Linked DNA regions of Homo sapiens: region 1 is linked to region 2. A link is a loop called in an ENCODE intact Hi-C map of the cell type or tissue named here. Cell type or tissue: dorsolateral prefrontal cortex. All regions are shown on one strand. Each heading gives the region's core, and the rest is flanking DNA. Links, peaks and the distances in the headings are about the cores only.

Evidence for each region. Peaks named below come from ENCODE experiments on the same cell type or tissue, not always from the same donor. Only the 100,000 strongest peaks of a DNase experiment are listed, where the experiment ranks them.
Region 1: a loop joins it to region 2, with 8 times the contacts of the local background. A loop is called at or near these places in 22 of 110 quality-filtered maps.

The regions. Positions count from the first base shown.
Region 1 is chr2:134,446,919-134,455,222 of GRCh38, reverse strand. MGAT5 (alpha-1,6-mannosylglycoprotein 6-beta-N-acetylglucosaminyltransferase) reads right to left here. Exons shown (of 16, transcript NM_002410.5): 16 at 602-6,574. The coding sequence ends at 6,376. Among named protein-coding and RNA genes, the nearest start is that of MGAT5, 200 kb to the right of the region's middle. In dorsolateral prefrontal cortex, for the core only: CTCF peaks have their summits at 3,969 and 4,178; a DNase peak (open chromatin) is centred at 4,182.
Region 2 is chr2:134,371,662-134,379,965 of GRCh38, reverse strand. The region is part of intron 10 of MGAT5 (alpha-1,6-mannosylglycoprotein 6-beta-N-acetylglucosaminyltransferase); the gene reads right to left. Among named protein-coding and RNA genes, the nearest start is that of MGAT5, 120 kb to the right of the region's middle. RefSeq lists an enhancer at 7,099-7,603. In dorsolateral prefrontal cortex, for the core only: CTCF peaks have their summits at 3,682 and 3,883 (motif pointing left); DNase peaks (open chromatin) are centred at 3,875 and 7,185; H3K4me3 peaks cover 515 bases; H3K27ac peaks cover 3,416 bases.

The DNA.
Region 1 (8,304 bases), core at 105-8,104, 75 kb before region 2:
TAACATGCTCTGTGAACTGTGTGGGGTGTCCATTTTGGGCCGTAGCCAGGAGGCCCGCCAGCTTCAGAGAGGCCATGCAGATGAGGGCCAGTGTCATCTGCAGACAAACTGTTGGGTGGGGCATGGACTAACCTTCCCTGTCTCCAGGGCATTTGCCTAACCAGCTGCTCATGGCTCACTGCTTCCTGGCTCAAAAGCTGCTCTTGAAAGGGAGAAATCTATTCTAGGTCCAATGGTCGCTGGTGCTCAGCCCCTTATAGAGCTATTTTTATTAGCTCATTCTTAAAGATTTTTCTCAAAATCTAGCAGTTCACTTTCTAATTGAATTTCCTTCTAGGGGAAGGCAGCACAAGGAGAGTGCGCTAACATGAGTAGTGGTGGATGTGATATAAGGGAAGGAATACACAGTAGTAAAACCTTCCCCTCTCCACTCCTTAAGTATACCTTCCTGTCTTCCTACCAGCCGTTTCAACAGTGTGCTGCAAACCGTGAAATACAGCTGGGGGAAGCTGTGTGCTGGGGACGCGCCTAGACAGCAGCTCAGCTTTGTTCTGGAGGTGACCCTGCATGCACCCGCCCCCCCAAAAATCACTTCCACCTGTCACACAAGAAAAGTTTATTGAAAAATAAAGTTCTCCCTAGTTTTCTCTACAACAGTGGAAAACAAAGCAGTGCTCTCTATGCCAGGACAGTACATTTGGACGGCGACACCTTGTTTGCAGAATCCTGCATTACTTAACCCCCGAAGTGAATCACACAAAATGGCTGTAACCAGGATCTGTTTGAAGACACAGATGCAAACGGCCATTAGCTTAAAGACGTCAAGGTTGTGACAGCAACTACAGTGGAAGGGACGTCACCATCTCCTTTGGCATCAACTATTATGCTATTAATACTTGGGTAGGACAATGAGCAAAATGCTTCCCAAGTTCGCTCCCTCTCAGCTTTGGCAGATGTGAAGCTGCTCTGAGGTTCCTGACACGCTGTCCTGAGAGGCGTGTAGACCTCCAGCACCACAGATCCTTTGAGCACCACCCCGTCCCCGCCATCCTCCATCAACAGTGGCCCTGCCCACCACATAAGCACAGGGTTCTCCAGCCGTGGGGTCAGGGTGGCATTGAGGGAGTGTCTTAAGGCTCCACAAAATCTGGGCTACAGAGATGCTTTGCAGATGGGAAATTCCAGTCACTGCATCCACAGGACGAGACTGCTGATTTGGCGGAACAGAATCCAAAGGAATTTGACGAAGTCACCAAACTCCAGCAAATTCCACACCTGCAATCTATCCAGAGTTGTGCCAAGACAGGGCAGGAGATAAGGAGATAGATAAAACTTTGAATCCATCAGGGAAGTAAGAGGCTAAATCCTCTCCCCCAAAACAAAAAGCAAACCGATATTTAGGTGATTTGGGAAAACATTCAGTCATGAGCAGCCTCTAGGAGCTGTTCTGAGAGGCCAAAATCCCTGCCCCATTGCCCCCAGCTGGCAGGGTGGGGTTGGTTTTCTCCAGGAGGCGGCCAGGGAATAACCTTTAATTTGATGGAAACATGCAGAACTAACCAGTCTGGGAGTCTGATCCCTGAGGACAGGAGGGGCCACCCCAGCCTGTAGGGGCCGGCAAAGGGACCTGCCTGGGGAATGTGTAAGTTCAATTGGTCATTCCTTCTCCCTTAACGCAGAAAAGCCTCTATTATTGCATTCAAAGGAATACTGTTAACTTTGACTCAAGGGGTGCAGTCTGCCAGAGAACCCATTTTAATTTCTAGCTCAAAAATGTTCCTTGAGGAAAACCCTTGGAATGTTCTGAAAGACGTCAGTGGGGTAAGGTCCAGTATGTGGCTAGCCAAAGGTCACCTTTACCTTTTCCAGCTGGAGTTCATAAATTCTTGCAGCCTTGTTTCCTTGGGGGCTGAAGTCTGGCATATTTTCAAACCAGTGCATTCAAGAATACAGTAAGATCCCAACCAGCAGGGTAGGCCGAGAACTGGGCTACTCTAAACCAGTAATTCCTACAACATTCAATCAACTTGGAATCATGTTTTCATGTAGGTATTATTTTTGAATCAACAGGAAGGGAATGAGCTCAGCTCTATTTCTCAAGTTTTACGAAACACTAATAACAATATTTAACATTTACTAGGGCTTACTATGTGCCAAGCACTGTGCTAAACACTGAATCCTCACAAAACCCTAAGTGCTAAGAAAGCTAGGGTAATTTTTTTCTGCATTCAAGACTCTACAGCTAATTTGGTCTTTTGCTATAAAAACTTGGTCTCCCACTTTTTGTTGAAGCGAACAAGAATCACAGGAACTCACCCTCAGCTTCACGAAACTCCCAGCTTCCTAAATGAGCATGAATCTATTTATGTCCATCCGTCTACTCACATGAAGATGCTCTGCAGCTCCACAGGGATGGATGGGATTAGAATAAAGCCAATATGGAAATTAAAATACTTTTAAATAAATAAAATAATCCAGGCTTGGGATAGTAACACATACAACAGAGCCTGTCGTTAACAAAATAGACTTTTCTTTTTAAATCAAGAATTTTTGGCCAGAGGTGAGGGTGGCAATGTCTAATATACACAAGCTAGGTAAACCACCTTGGAGAAATGGGGTGGCCACCGTGGTCTGCCCTAAAAGGCACACACCTACCTACAGACATACAGTTTCAGTCCAACACATCATACTGATGTCAACCCTGTCAGTGAGCTGCACTGGGCTCCACTCCCAAAGGGGAAGCTCATTATTCACTTTTATTAAATCTTGCATTCACTAAAGAAACAAAAAAGGGGTGCACGTTCTTTCCCTTTCATGATGCTAAAGTATTTCTTCTCCAAGCAGGGCCCTGAACTCCTTGGATGCACCCATTCACATGATTCTGCCTCAGCCACACCTCAGCAAGTGCGTGGGTGGCAGGGAACACAGGCTGGTTGACACGTTGGCAACCAGCAGTCCCAAGGTAGACCCAAAGGTATGGCAGAATCCAGCCCTTTCTTGAGGTTCTCAAGGCTTCACACCCTCCTCTGTGGGTGGAAGTGCACATGCATACACGCTATGGCCTGGCGGGGGGGTTATAGGGAGCGTCTGGTGTCCAGCTTCAACAGCTACAGTGGCTCAAGAACATGTCCTGTCTCTTAGCTGGAGGAGTCTGCTATTGCCCTTCAACAGCATCCGGATTCCAAAAACCCCAAAGAAAAACGAAAAGGCACATCAAGGAAACAAATATCACTAAAGAAACTGACTAATATCTCCAAACGCACAGCAAACACACAAAAAAGCAAACTGTAATGAGCAGTGACACAAACCCAGTCCAAACAAAAATGAAAAGCATCTCCATTTATACATGTGCAAATCAAACTGCATACACAAAATAAATGCGGTGTTTACCAGCATTCAAAGAAGTCTTTTTACTCCTCAAAGTATCTACCTTTCAATGGAAAGCTTTCTCTTTTAGTAAATTAGATGAATGTTTTCCCTCAAGTTTTTTAAGAGCTTAGGATCACAATGGGGAAAATAATCCAAAAAAACAGGCAAGATATTATAGCGGGGAAAAACATTAATCATAACTTAGGATTTCTCTCCCCATGGAACTGTTATCAGCTATAAATCGGTTTAGGATTCTATCAAGATCAGCAATGGCAAAACCTCCGCAGGCTTCCAGCCCACACAGGGGCACCTTCCTCTCCTCTTCCATGCAGGGCAGTTGGAAGCCCCCTCCCCAGTTTCCTCTCCAGGATCACTGACTAGACCTGGGCCAAGTCTGAGGAGGCCTGGGAGCCAGTACACATTCAGGGGTCACTGACTCTTCAGATAATGCCCTAAACAACTGGAGTGTGGGCTTGTTTGCTCCAAGAGCAGCTGCCCTGTCAGTGGAACTCCGGCGCACTTCCACTCAATACTGGACTGGGGGGGATGAAAGAGGGATTTTTAAATGGCAGAAAAGTGTTCTTCTGGGCTGTCTGGCCCGGGCAGGGCGGGTTGTGACTTGGAAAAGAAGGGGAAGGTAGGGAGGCCTTGAACTTAGGGACAGCCAGCAAATGATCCTTGCAGCTTTTGGAACACAAGGCAGGGCTAAGGTTACCTTTCAGCTTCCTTGCTTAAGTAGCAGTGGCTAAGTGGGTTAAACTTTGCTCGGCCTGCAGGCTCCCCCTGTTGGTCAGATACTTGCATTGACATCCTCAGTGTTCAATGCTCCTGGAAGAGCCCAGGAGAGGGCGGCACTGGCCCAGGGATTGCAGGTCAGGGAACTCTAGCAAATTCCCACACCCTAGGGTACAGCCAAGAGGCCCATTCACAAGGAAAAAGCTCTTCCTTACAGCAAGGATGCCAGTCATCTGCCCTCCTACTGCAGGAAACTGCCCTTGCTTAAAAGAAATGCACAGGCTCATACACACACACACACACACACACACACACACACACACACACACACACACTCACTCACCAAGGTTTCCTTTGGACTTCTGCCCTTCTTCCTAGGCCCAAGCAGAGGCTATTCTCAGCCAGGTCTGGAGGCGCCCCTGTGATGATGCTCAGGGCAGAGGCCTCCCCATGGTACTCTACCTGGCAGATGTGCTTGGGGGCCACCTAAGGAGTGGAGGAGGCCCCGGGTGCCCCCCACCCTCCTCTTAGACTGGAGATACAATTGAGACGCACTGAGCAGGGATCTCAGTGGGCCTAAGAAAAAAGGCTGGCTGCACATTTGTGTAGCAATTGAGAAAGAAGCAGAATGTAACTTCCCAGACTTAAAGGCCCCACACTAACTCTAGTCCCCATGAAGCGGAATTCTTCCTTTCCCTCACATTCTGAAAGCTACCAGCCATTACGCCTTGCCCATCAGTTCTGCCCAGCGGAGGCTCCACTGGGCCGCCCTCTGTTAGCAGGAAGGGTGCTTGGAAGCCCCGGCACAGAGCACATCATTGAGCGACTGAGGCGCCCAGCAGAGGCCAAGTGGAGGACGCCAACCGCTCACATTAGGCAGAAGGGGTCTCACTTGCATCAGCATGGAGATGTCAGGGGCTTTTCAGAAACTTACAAACTTGTACAGAGCATGGCAGCAATGATTCAGTGGGGTGGGAACTTATACAAAGGCAGAGCATGGGGGGGTCCAGGGTTTGGAAGGTGGGGTCCAGTGTGTCTGACCAGGCCAACCTGATGACTGATTACTCAACAAGTCAGAGTGATCCTGCCTGAAGGAAAAGCCAGCACCAGATTCCCACCTTTGCGAGCTACACCCTCAGGTGAGTAGCCAGGACAGGGCACTGCATTCATCCTGAGCTGCCCCCACTCCCCCAGCAGACATCAAGAGCCCCCTTCCCTGGACTTTGGTGCCATCAGAGGGGACACAACACAAGCCCACCTGTCAGGAGCCCAGCTCCGGTCGCGCCACAAATTCTTAAGGACCGACTTCACTCCTGTCCAAATCTTGGCTCAAAGATAATCCTCTCCAAGTCCATGAACAGCGTGAGTCTTTCATCTCTACTTTCCTCCTCATAGCGGGGCTGGAGGGAGGGTGAGTTTACCAGAAACTCCAAAATCCCTCAATCCTGTATTTCCTTCCCAAAGGGATTCTAAAAGAAATTACGGCCAAGGTATGTGTCTGGGCATGGGGACATGGAGGAAAGGGGCCTCATCTCCTTTTTCGTCCCTGGCTGGGCTCTCTGGACAACACAGGCACGTCCCCCTGACTGAGGCAGCCCATGCTCTAGGTGCCATCTATGACGATGCCCTGGGGAGTTTGGCTGTGCTTCCAAAGCAAAAGTTTCTTTTGTTCTGCTGCCATCTGTTTTGAGCTGCCAGGTCCCCATGGCTGTCCCTGAGCAGGCCACCAGCCCCACGGCACACGGTCTCTCTCCTGCACCCTGCCCAAAGCAGACAGAACAACAGTATAGTGAAGGTGGATGATTAACAGTGGAAATAAAAGAAGCCTGTGATCAATCCCTCCTCTCCCTCCCGCGGTCCCCTCCCTCCCACCCGAATAAATAAGTTAATGGGTTTAGGAATATTCCCATTCAGAGTTCTTTCCCATCAGCTCAATTCCTCCTGTTTTGTTTTAAAGGACTCTTGAGACTTTCTTTTGCCCTGGAGCAGCTGCAGTGACAGTCTTCCCACAGTTGCTCCTTGAGAAACAGAAATGATGTTGTGCCAGGGACAAGCCAGGCTCCTGGCCTGACATACGCTCTTGTTTTGTTTTGGTGAAGACTCCACTGGGTTGCTCGGAGTGCAGCAAGGGCAATGCCAATTCAGAACCTTCTACGAAAAAGTTCAGGCTCTTGCCAGAGTCCCTGCATGACTTCTGTCCCTGGCCCTGCCTGACGGGGCTGGGGCCACTGTCTTCCCCAGCAGCATGGTGCAGGGCTGAGCAGGTAGCTGCTATAGGCAGTCTTTGCAGAGAGCCACCTGGCCCTTGATGAAGTCCCGGCAGGGGCAGACCCTCTGGTGCCTGGGGTGGGCGCCTGCACAGCTGAAGAGCAGGAGGTCACCTTGAAACACACAGTGCTTATTCTTAGGGTCAAAGGAGGGCACCAGGATGTCCTTGGCCAGCTCTGAGCTTTGGCAGGTCACCTTGTACCTGAAGAGGAAGAGAAAGGCACAAGTGTTGGTGATGAAGGGACAGAGCCTTTCCTCGTCACTGGCCCTGTGAGCCCCCATCTTGAGGCATGGGGGGATGTTCAGTTGTCTTGTCCTACTTTAGAAATGAAATGGTGCCCACCCTCTTCGTCTGCAATCCTCCACCTCTAGGCATCTAGACTCAGGAAGGCATGTGTGCACCAGGGAGTGTGTGCAGGGGTGTGTGTTTGAGGCTGCCTAGTGAAGCTTTGTCTGCAATGGAGAAAAACTGGAAACAACCCAAATACTCACCAAGCAGGGAATGGCCAAATAAATCATGGCCCTTCTGTGCTTTTAGAGTTCTCTGCAGCTGTTGAAAAAGAATGAGGGAGAAGAGAGGAGCAGGAGAGTCATCCTGGGGAAAGGTGAGTCCCAGAATGGGAAGCACAGGGGAACCAGCCCGCAGTGTGCACACGGGAGGTGAAGGCTGCAAGTCGAGACGGCTATGTGCTAATGCCTTAGCAATGGCTGCTTCCAAGAAGTGAGAGTGGGGCAAAGCTCAGCATCATTTACGTTCTTTAAGTATGTTTAACTTTTTAATTAAAGGCTTTAAAGAATTCCTGTTATATGGCCTTAGCCTCTTGCTGGAAAGCTATCAGACAGAAGGTGCTGTCCTGGGGCATCGCCTCCCTGGGTCTTTGCAGCCACCCTTAAGCCATGGCAATGGTAACCCCAGTTAGAGGAAGGTGAACTGAGGCTTCAGGATGTGCAGAGACGGCCTGAATCCAGGCCCTCTCTCCCCAGCCCTGTACTTCTGCCATCTTCTCCCAACAGCTGAGTGGTCTCAGGCGGTGGAGCCTGGTGGCTTTGCTTCCTTTGGCTGGGACCACTGCGTAGGGGGGCCAAGGATATTCTGATGTTTCCATTCCCAACAGTTTTGGCCTCTTATCTCATATCTTTCCCTCCCACTTGGGATGACTGCTCCCATCCACCTTGCTTCCTGAAGGAGGCAGCGGCCTCACCTGGTGTCCTGCATGAATGCGAGGTGGGAACCCATGCTGTATCTGATATCAGAGAAAGTGGTGTTGGGGGACGGGCAGACCTGGGTTTGAGTCCTGGCTTTGTCTTTTAGGAGCTGTGTGGCCCTGGACAAATGAGTGAGCCACTCTGTGGCTCAGATTCCCTTCCATAGAATGGGGATAAATGATTCTTTACTGCAGGAATTAAGTTAGTGCTTCTACAGCATGTGACAGAGTCAAGCTCTAAGTAAGTGGATAAATGGCAACCATCATTGTTGTCAGGATTGTGGTCATTGTCGTCATCACCCTGCCTTGGCAGACATCGGATGGGCTATACCACCTCCCCACTTGCTTGTCCAGTGGTATGAATTTACACACCAACCATTTCTATTTCACTTGGTTCATGGAAGTCTCATTTTTCTGCTGACACGGAGGGGATGAGGATGGGGAGCCTGAGGTTTCTCGTTGCCTCTGAGAAGCTTCCAAATGGGCTTGTATGTGTATGTATGCATATGTGTGTGTACATGGGCATGTGTGTAGAGCATGTTTATGTACTTGCATTTGTGTGCGTGCATGCGTATGCATATGTGTATGTGTATGTAAAGCATCATTTTCTCTCCTACTCCTGCCCTGTCTTTCTCTAGCTAACCAGCTGCCTGGGGCCTTCCTCCCCTTGCCAACATTAATCCTGCGATTCCCCGCACATCTGCTGGGGCTTCTGCTGAGATCTCCC
Region 2 (8,304 bases), core at 1-8,000:
GGTTGACACAAGTTAAAATATGCCCAAGGCCACAGGCCAAGTGACAGAATCAGAACAAGTGCAGAGCCATGGCCTAATCCTTTCGCCACAAGAACACAGCTCTCAGATGCAAACCACTTGATTTGTCCCTGTCCATGAGAAATGCCAGAGTTCTTATCAAGAGGGGATGAAACAGACTTCATGCTCCTAGGACTGGCTGACTTCCATCCAAACGTTCACATTTTATTCTCTTGAAATATGTATTTTGTACCTCCTGAGGCTAGGCCTAGCTAGTCACCAGGGATACAAATGTAAGACCACTGGGTGCCTGCCCTCATAACGCCTGCAGTCCAGCCATGATCGCTCGCTGGTAAAAACCTCTGTCCCATCAGAGGCAGCACTCACCCACAGAACCACTTTCTCTGGGCTTGCAGGTGCTGGCGGGCTGCCTCCATCTGCTGGTGTGCCTGCCTAAAACTTAATTCTTTGAACTCCTTATCCAGCTGGCAAAGGGAAGCCATTGGAAGTTACAGATGTTTCCTAGCAAGGACAAGAAATCGCTTACACTAAGACCTCTGTGTCTATTCCTGAGCTCTGACTCACCTATCTTTTGGGTACTGGCCACAATAACACTTCTTTATTTTATTCCTAAAAGAACAAAGCTGGAAAGGAATATTTGATCTTGGAGACGGGAATACTAGCAAGTCATCACAAGATGATAAAATATGCAGAACAAAAGTACACACGTTTCTGCAAGGGACTAAGAAAATATTTAGAAACTGTTTCATCAGACAACTGTTAATTCATTACAGCAAAAGTGTAGACATAGGGAGAAAGAACTGATACAAGCAAAAGGTGGGGAAGAACAGGGGAGAAGACAAAGTGGGAGAAAAAGCCAGAAGGCCTGAGACATCCATGTTATCATGAGGATTTAGAGTAGAAAGGACTCAAATTATCCAGTCCCATCACCCACTGAAAGCCGGGGGCCTCAACCACAGCCACAACATAATCATTACTATGTGCCAGGAACTGCACTGAATGCTCTCACATATCATCACTTCAGGTAATCCAGGCCAGGCGCGATGGCTCATGCCTATGATCCCAGCACTTTGGGAAACTGAGGCAGGTGCATCACCTGAGGTCAGGAGTTTGAGACCAGCCTGGCCAACATGGCAAAACCCCATCTCTATTAAAAATACAAAAATTAGCTGGGTATGGTGGTGCACGCCTGTTATCCCAGCTACTAGGGAGGCTGAGGCAGGAGAATCACTTGAACCCGGGAGTCACAGGTGGCAGTGAGCCGAGATCATGCCACTGTACACAAGCCTGGGCGACAGAGTGAGATTCTGTCTCAAAAAAAAAAAAAAAAGTAATCCAGATAACCCTGTGAGTTGTATATGATTAGTGTTCTGATTTAACGATCGAGAACACTGAGACTTAGATTAGTTAAATGTCCAGTAAAAGAGCACAGAGAGAGTAAATGGCACAGCTTGGAAACAAATTCCGGTCTGTCTCTAAAGCCCATGCTCTTAACTGTATTCTGCCTCTCGGGTTTGATAGACACTTCTACCCCTGAGTGCCTTGTCAAGTAGATCTGACCCTGGGGAAGGTAAAGCACAGACAGAGAAGAATTATAAAAGATGAGAACCCTGCTATGGGCTCTGCCTCCCAGTCACAAAGTCCTGAGCTCACACATTCTGCTCCCCAATACGGTCTCCACCTCCCCACTTCTAGTGCTGGGGCGGCAGGATCCTGATGCTGTAGAAGAAGTTTCCCGGGAACCAGATATAAAACACTTCCTCCTGTAGCATCTTTCCACACCTTCTACTGACAACACTTTAGTGCCAGCTCCAAAGAAAACATACTTCCAGGGGCCAGATCCGTTTTCACTGAGCAATTAGAAACGATGAATTTGGAGCTGAATATCAATCCACTGAAAACTGGTACACTGGCTGACCCTCCACGCCAAGGCCAGGAAACAACGTGTTTGAAGGCCTTCTAAGCAGGGCTGGCAGAAGAGGCTAGGTATGCTGGGTATAGCATATGCCACGTGGACTCTGTTGAGAACTGCTGGAATTAAGCCCAAGGTACCTCCTTGGACACGTCTGGTATCTGCTAGTATGAGCATTAGTCATTTCTCTCTAAAAGAGGAGTTGGAGGCCCTTTTGCTCCGGCTAACAGGAATGGAAAAACAGGTGAGGAAAAAGTACTCAACATGAAAAGAGTTAATAGTTTTGATGGTGGGAGTCCTTTGAAAGACCAAGTCACATCATCTGGGGAAAGCAGGGCCCTGGGAAGACATAAACTATCTCCTGTATCTCTATGACCACTGCCTACATTGCCTTTGTCCATGTAAGTGTTGTGTGACTTTGACAGAAAGAAACCGGAAGGTAAAGGAGCCGTGGTCATAAAACTTATTTTTCTTCCTTTCTACCTTGTTACTAGAATCATGTACTCTTGAGGACACAGCTATTGAATCCTGATTGATAAGCCAATCTCAATTGGCCCAACCCAACTTTCCTGGCCTCCTCTGCAGCCAAGAATGGTCATGTGACCTAGGTCAAATAATGGGGGGAAAGAATCAGAGGAAGGGAAGCTTTAGGAGAAGCTTCTATTTCTTGAGAAAAGGCTCCAGCCCCTTCACCTTTCTTTCTGCTTAGACCACAGCTATGAGGCCTGCAGGCCTTGTGACGCTATGGTGGCAAGCCAATGCATGAGGGATGCCAAAGGAGAGACCAAAGTGGCCTGGGTCTTTGCAGACATCCAGTGAAGAAACCAGCCCCATACCCCACACTGTGTTACATGAGAAAAGTTAACTCTTGCTTCATGGTTGTGAGGTATTTTGCTAATTATAGCTGGGCACACTTTTAATTTATCCAAACAGGTTCCCAGACATAGCTGACTAGCTTGTGACAGTTTGCAAAGAATTTTCAAACCTGTCTCTTGTCTGATCCCTGTGTCAACAATGTGAGCTAGGAAGAACAAGTGCTGTGAGACCGTTTTAAGGATAAAAACATGGTTTAGGTAGGTGAAAGGATCTGGGCAGAGCATGGAGATGGTTAGTGGCAGAGTAGGATTTGTCTGGGCCTACTGAGTTACCATCTTGGATGGTGCTGGTAGGAAGACCTACCCTGGCTGCTAAATGAGTACCGTTTTCAGGGGGCCTATCCTTGGATCACGGTCCTACAGAAGCCAGCACACTGTCACAAAATATAAACAAGGCTAATTCAATATTTTGGTCTCTGGCCTCAGCTGAGAAATAAAGATTGGCCTGCTAGTTTCAGCTGCTTCCACTGAGCCACTGCATGAGGATGAGGGATAATTTCTTTCCTCCCCTAGGTCCAACAGCAAGGAAGGCTCTTCCAGACAGGAGGCATGCTGGGGTTAGAGGTCACAGAGGAGGAATGAGTATCTGGTCCAAATAGTGAGGGATCGGTCCATGAAAGTGGTTAAACTTCTGCTTCTCCTTCAAGTTGTTACTTACATTGTCACTGGTTTAAATGATTCATTTGCCAACTCCTTCGAAGTAAACGTTATCATTAAGAATAAGAAAATAAAAAGACACTGTCTTTAGGACAATTTAGGACAAATTGTGTGTATCTCCAGTAAATGATATCCATTTTAAAAACGGTAAAGAAAAGGAGGGAAGAGGAAGGAGGAGAAGTGAGGGAAGGGGAAGAAGGAGAAAAGGAGAAAGGGAAAGAAAGAGAAAGAATGAAAAGGGAGCGTTTGAATTGAGTATTTCAGTGAAGACTCTCTTAGGCAATAGGTTAAAATTCCACATCTCCCAGAGCCTGGTTTCCTCCTGGAAAAACACAGACAGTGCTGCTGCCTTATAGGGTTGTTGGGAAGCTCCTCATTATTCATTGTCGGTGTGCTGGCACCATCTGGAGGCCTGGCCAAACCTTAGCACGCCTTGAGAACCTGGAAGATCACTAACTGGTCTGGATCAACAGGGCTGTACATTGCTCTACTAATTCCTTATGGTGGCAATGTTACTCTCTGGAGTGCCTGGGGACAACCTGCAGGACCCTCTGGGGCAGCCCTGTACTGACTCTCACCTCTGTGGTCATGAAACACCCCCAGCAGCCTGGAAGAAGATGAAAATACTTGGTGAAAGCCAGCACTACTGACTTTCTGGGCCCTCTCCAGTTGACGAGATGTGCTCTGACATAATTAGGGAAGTGAGATGAAATCCCCCCAACCCACATGTGGACAATCACTCCTGCCTTTTCCCTTAAAGCCCATTTGGGCTCAAGAGATATGCTCTACCACCCAATTTTTAACTTCATTTAAAAATTTCCCTCATTTTTCCCTTGACCAAGTCGGTATTTCTGCTCTCCAAGCTCTCTAAAGGCAGACATATCTTTTGAAGTCCTGATACGCAAGTAAGTTCCTAATAATTGGTTCTGGATGACAAGAATCACATGCAGTGAAAACTGAAAACCAACACATTTCATCTTTAGAATAAAGCTTTGTTTCACTTGTTTTGGAACAAAGGCAAACAGTTGTAGCCCATTTCGGTTTCACTACTCTGCATAGTGGATTTCAGGTTTCCACACAGAACCGTACAGAACCTTTCCTTGAAATCAGTACCACACCAACATAAATGTATTTATTTAGGCTTTTGGGATTTGAGAGGATGGGTTGGAGACAGAGGAGGAAATTACCAAGAGAGAATCCATTCCTTGTAGTCCAGTGTGTTGGCTACAATACATGATGTAATTCAAATCCTGACCACCTGAGGAACCTTTACCTCTATCTGCTTCAGTTCTTTCACTCAAAAGTGGGGTTAATAATAGTATTTACTTCATAGTCATTGTGAAGGCCATGCCTGGAACACAGGAAGCACTAAAATGTCAGCCATTATCATCTCCTCAAGGAGCTCAATCTATCAAAAACAGAATCAAGAGGGAGAGAATCAAAGGCTGGCCAGCAGTACAAATTACAACTGAGCAGGGATAACTCCAGCGTTCCCTGGAGCTCTGCTGTCCCTCGAGACTAGAGCAAGAGTCTCGATTTATCCAGTGCAGTGGCACTATCTCAGCTCACTGCAGCCTTGACCTCCCAGACTGAAGCGATCCTCCCACCTCAGCTTCCCGAGTAGCTGGGACCACAGGAGCATATCACCACACCCAGTTAATTTATGTATTTTTAGAAGAGATAGGGTTTCGCCAGGTTGCCCAGGCTGGTCTCAGACTCCTAGGCTCAAGTGATCTGCCCACCTCGGCCTTCCAAAGTACTGGGATTACAGGCATGAGCCACTGTGCCCGGGCTAGTCCTGATTATGTTGACTGCAGATGGACTCGTTCAGTACTGAGGGCTGCACAGCCACCGCTGGATTTTGAGCATATGCTGCATATATGATTTTTATTTAAGTAAAGAATTGTGTATCGATGCTAAACATGACTTTAGAAGCAAATATATTAAAAATAATTTCTAAGTTGGTTTATCACCGATTCTCAATGCCATAATACCCTTTCTTGCAATTGAAGGTTGAAATCTGCTTCCAACAAATATTCCACATTGTAAAGTCTGCTCCCAATCTGTGTTTTTTATATAAAACTCCATCAACAAGCTCTGTTCTTGCAGGGCCTATGTTTCAAGGTGTTTATGACATGGATCTGCACTGATGTAGAAGGTTCCACAGGGTAAATCTCATGATTTTCACGTCTATCAAAAATTTAAGTATTCCAACTGGCATGGTAAGCCCCCAGGTGCAAATCCATACTAACACTTCATATACTTGTGTATGTGTAAACAGCCACCGGAAAGAGGTCAGACTTCCTTCAACTGGCCCAATGCATTCCACTGGCTTATATGAATCCCCCACCCTTCCCAGATTTAAGATTTGCTTCTCCACCTCCATTTTAAAATCATACAACTAACTTTGCTTTTCTCTCCAAGTAAAAGGCAGAAATCTACACACACTTCTGTTTCCTTCTACTGCTGTGATTTTGCTCCATTGGCTGATGTTTTAAACAATGGTTGATAAGGACCATAGAGAACTCATTCCAAGGCATCCTATTTTTGGTGTGTCTGAACCTCTAGCAGTGTTGACGAGGAATGAACATTATTCTCCCAAGATGAAGCTGGAGCAACCTCAGGGATTTTCACCCTTGAACCAAATGAAGCCCCCAGTTCTCCTTCCCCAGCTGAGAAGGCTTCATCGAGTTGGGAGGGTGGCAGTGCCCTTGACTGTCTCTCCATGCCTGGACTGCACTGCCTCAGGAGGGCTGAGATGCCACGAGGAGCTCTGTGGGAACACTGGAAGGAGCACCCCGGTATCTCAGTATTGAACAGTGAGGCGATCTCCTGCCAGCCCAGCAACCTGCTGTCTGGGATGGACCAGTATAGGTCTATCTCCTCAATTTGTCACCATGCTCTTAGAATATGGACTATGCCTAGAAATCTAATCCAAACTCTGTTTTCCTACAAGCTGTATTTTAATAAGGTTCTATTTAGGTGGAAAATCGCATAATCAACACAATTACCTCATTCTTATAAATCTGTGCCCAATAACATTCAGAAGACCATGCCTTTCAGACTGTTTCAAATTCAGAGGCATTACAGTTCTGTCTCCCTTCAAGAACGCGCTGTCAACCCTTTCCTCACTTGAGGGAAACAATCTTGCAATGCTTTTCTAACAGCCTTCCACACAGGTCCTCTGACTTCTCTCCCTGTACTGCTCATCTTCTGGGCACCAAAGGCCCCTGGGTCACTATGTGAGACGCTGCCTCCTCCTTGTCCATGGAGAACAGCTTCCACACACTTGCACTTGCTTGGTGGCTTCTGTCCATGGGCAGCTGCCACCCATCTCTCTTTGCTCTCAGATAGCAACTTCTTTTCCCATCCCTCAACACCGCAGCTCCCATATCGGCTGCCAAACTGTTAGGGTTGGAGTAATAGTAAAAAGCCTCCAGGCAAATTACAACCACAACAGCTGTGTTTACTAAGAGCTACAAATGAACTCATCCCAGCACTATTGGAGCAGGAAGGCAGTGATTTGGAACCTTCCAGAAGTGCCCCACCCTCAGGATGTTCACTGGCTGCCTGAGCCTCCAGCTTCCCAAGCCAGCCCTGGCGTTCGCAGGAGACCCTCTGCTGAGCACCAAGGGCCTCTTTTCATGGACAGCAGTCTTGTATGTTTTCTTCTCACAGCTGCAGTGATTTGCACTTAGCTGTTTATGCTGCTGGGAGGGCTGCCAGCCACCCACGCAATAAGCAACTGGCTAGTGGTTTTCATGCGGGGGCACCAAGAAAACTACTCTCCATTCCCAGGCTTCTGGAACACCTCCCTAACCACCTTCGACAAAGGCCTAAGATTCTATCATCCATCATTCAAACATTTGTACCATGAGTGGCCTGCTCTAGCTCTACAGTGTAAAGGTCACAGGAAAGGAGGGACACTGAGAAGAGTATGACTTATCCTAAAGGTGGACTGTTTCTTCTAAATGTCTCTGAGGCTTTATCACCTGTAAAATAGACACATGCTTCAAGAGGCTACGAGACAGTGCTTTAAGAGATCTAAAATTCATACAAATTTTTATTTGCATTCCTGGGTTAAAAGATAAGCATTCTTGAGAGATATATCACTGAAACCCATAACCATGTTTTGCACCCCACATGGATTTATGCGATTGGCTGTTATCATGGAAACAAGGGGGCAAGTCCTTGGAAGCCGTGTGGTTGATCAGCTGTACTGGGAAGCAAAGGCCCGGAGCACTGGATGCAACCGAGGTAAAACAAAGGAATAGCAAGTGTCTTCTACAGCCTGATGTGGTTGCTGGCTACATGGCAGCCATATACCACACATGGACAGGAAGAGATTAAGGTTTTTCTGAACAAGGAAAATGGGTGGCTACCTAGTGTAGCATTTCCCAAGCCTGCCTGTTTGGAGCACCTGTTGGAGCATACAGATTTCCTGGTCCCTCCCCTGGAAATTCTAACTAAATGAGGGTGACAAGAGGCCCTGGCATGTGGATGCTGAACAAGTTCCCAGCTGGCACTTAAGATCAGGCAAGGTTTTTTTTTTTTTTTTTAAACAAAACAAAACAACAAACACAGACCTAGGTTCTAAGAATGAACTTCAGCTTTCCTGAATCTCCCTGGAACACAGACTGGAAATCATCTTAGCAAAGAACCCAACACATCAATGCTATTCCAGAGGGCCATGTCAGAGTCCTGCCTGGACCTACAACCAAGCTATTGCTTGGAACTGTAAGCTATGAGAAGCTCTACCAGTTGAGTTCTAAGGGGGAGTTTTCTCTCACAAATGGGAAGAAGTCCACAGACTATTCCATCATCAAAGAGCAGGGAGCTGAC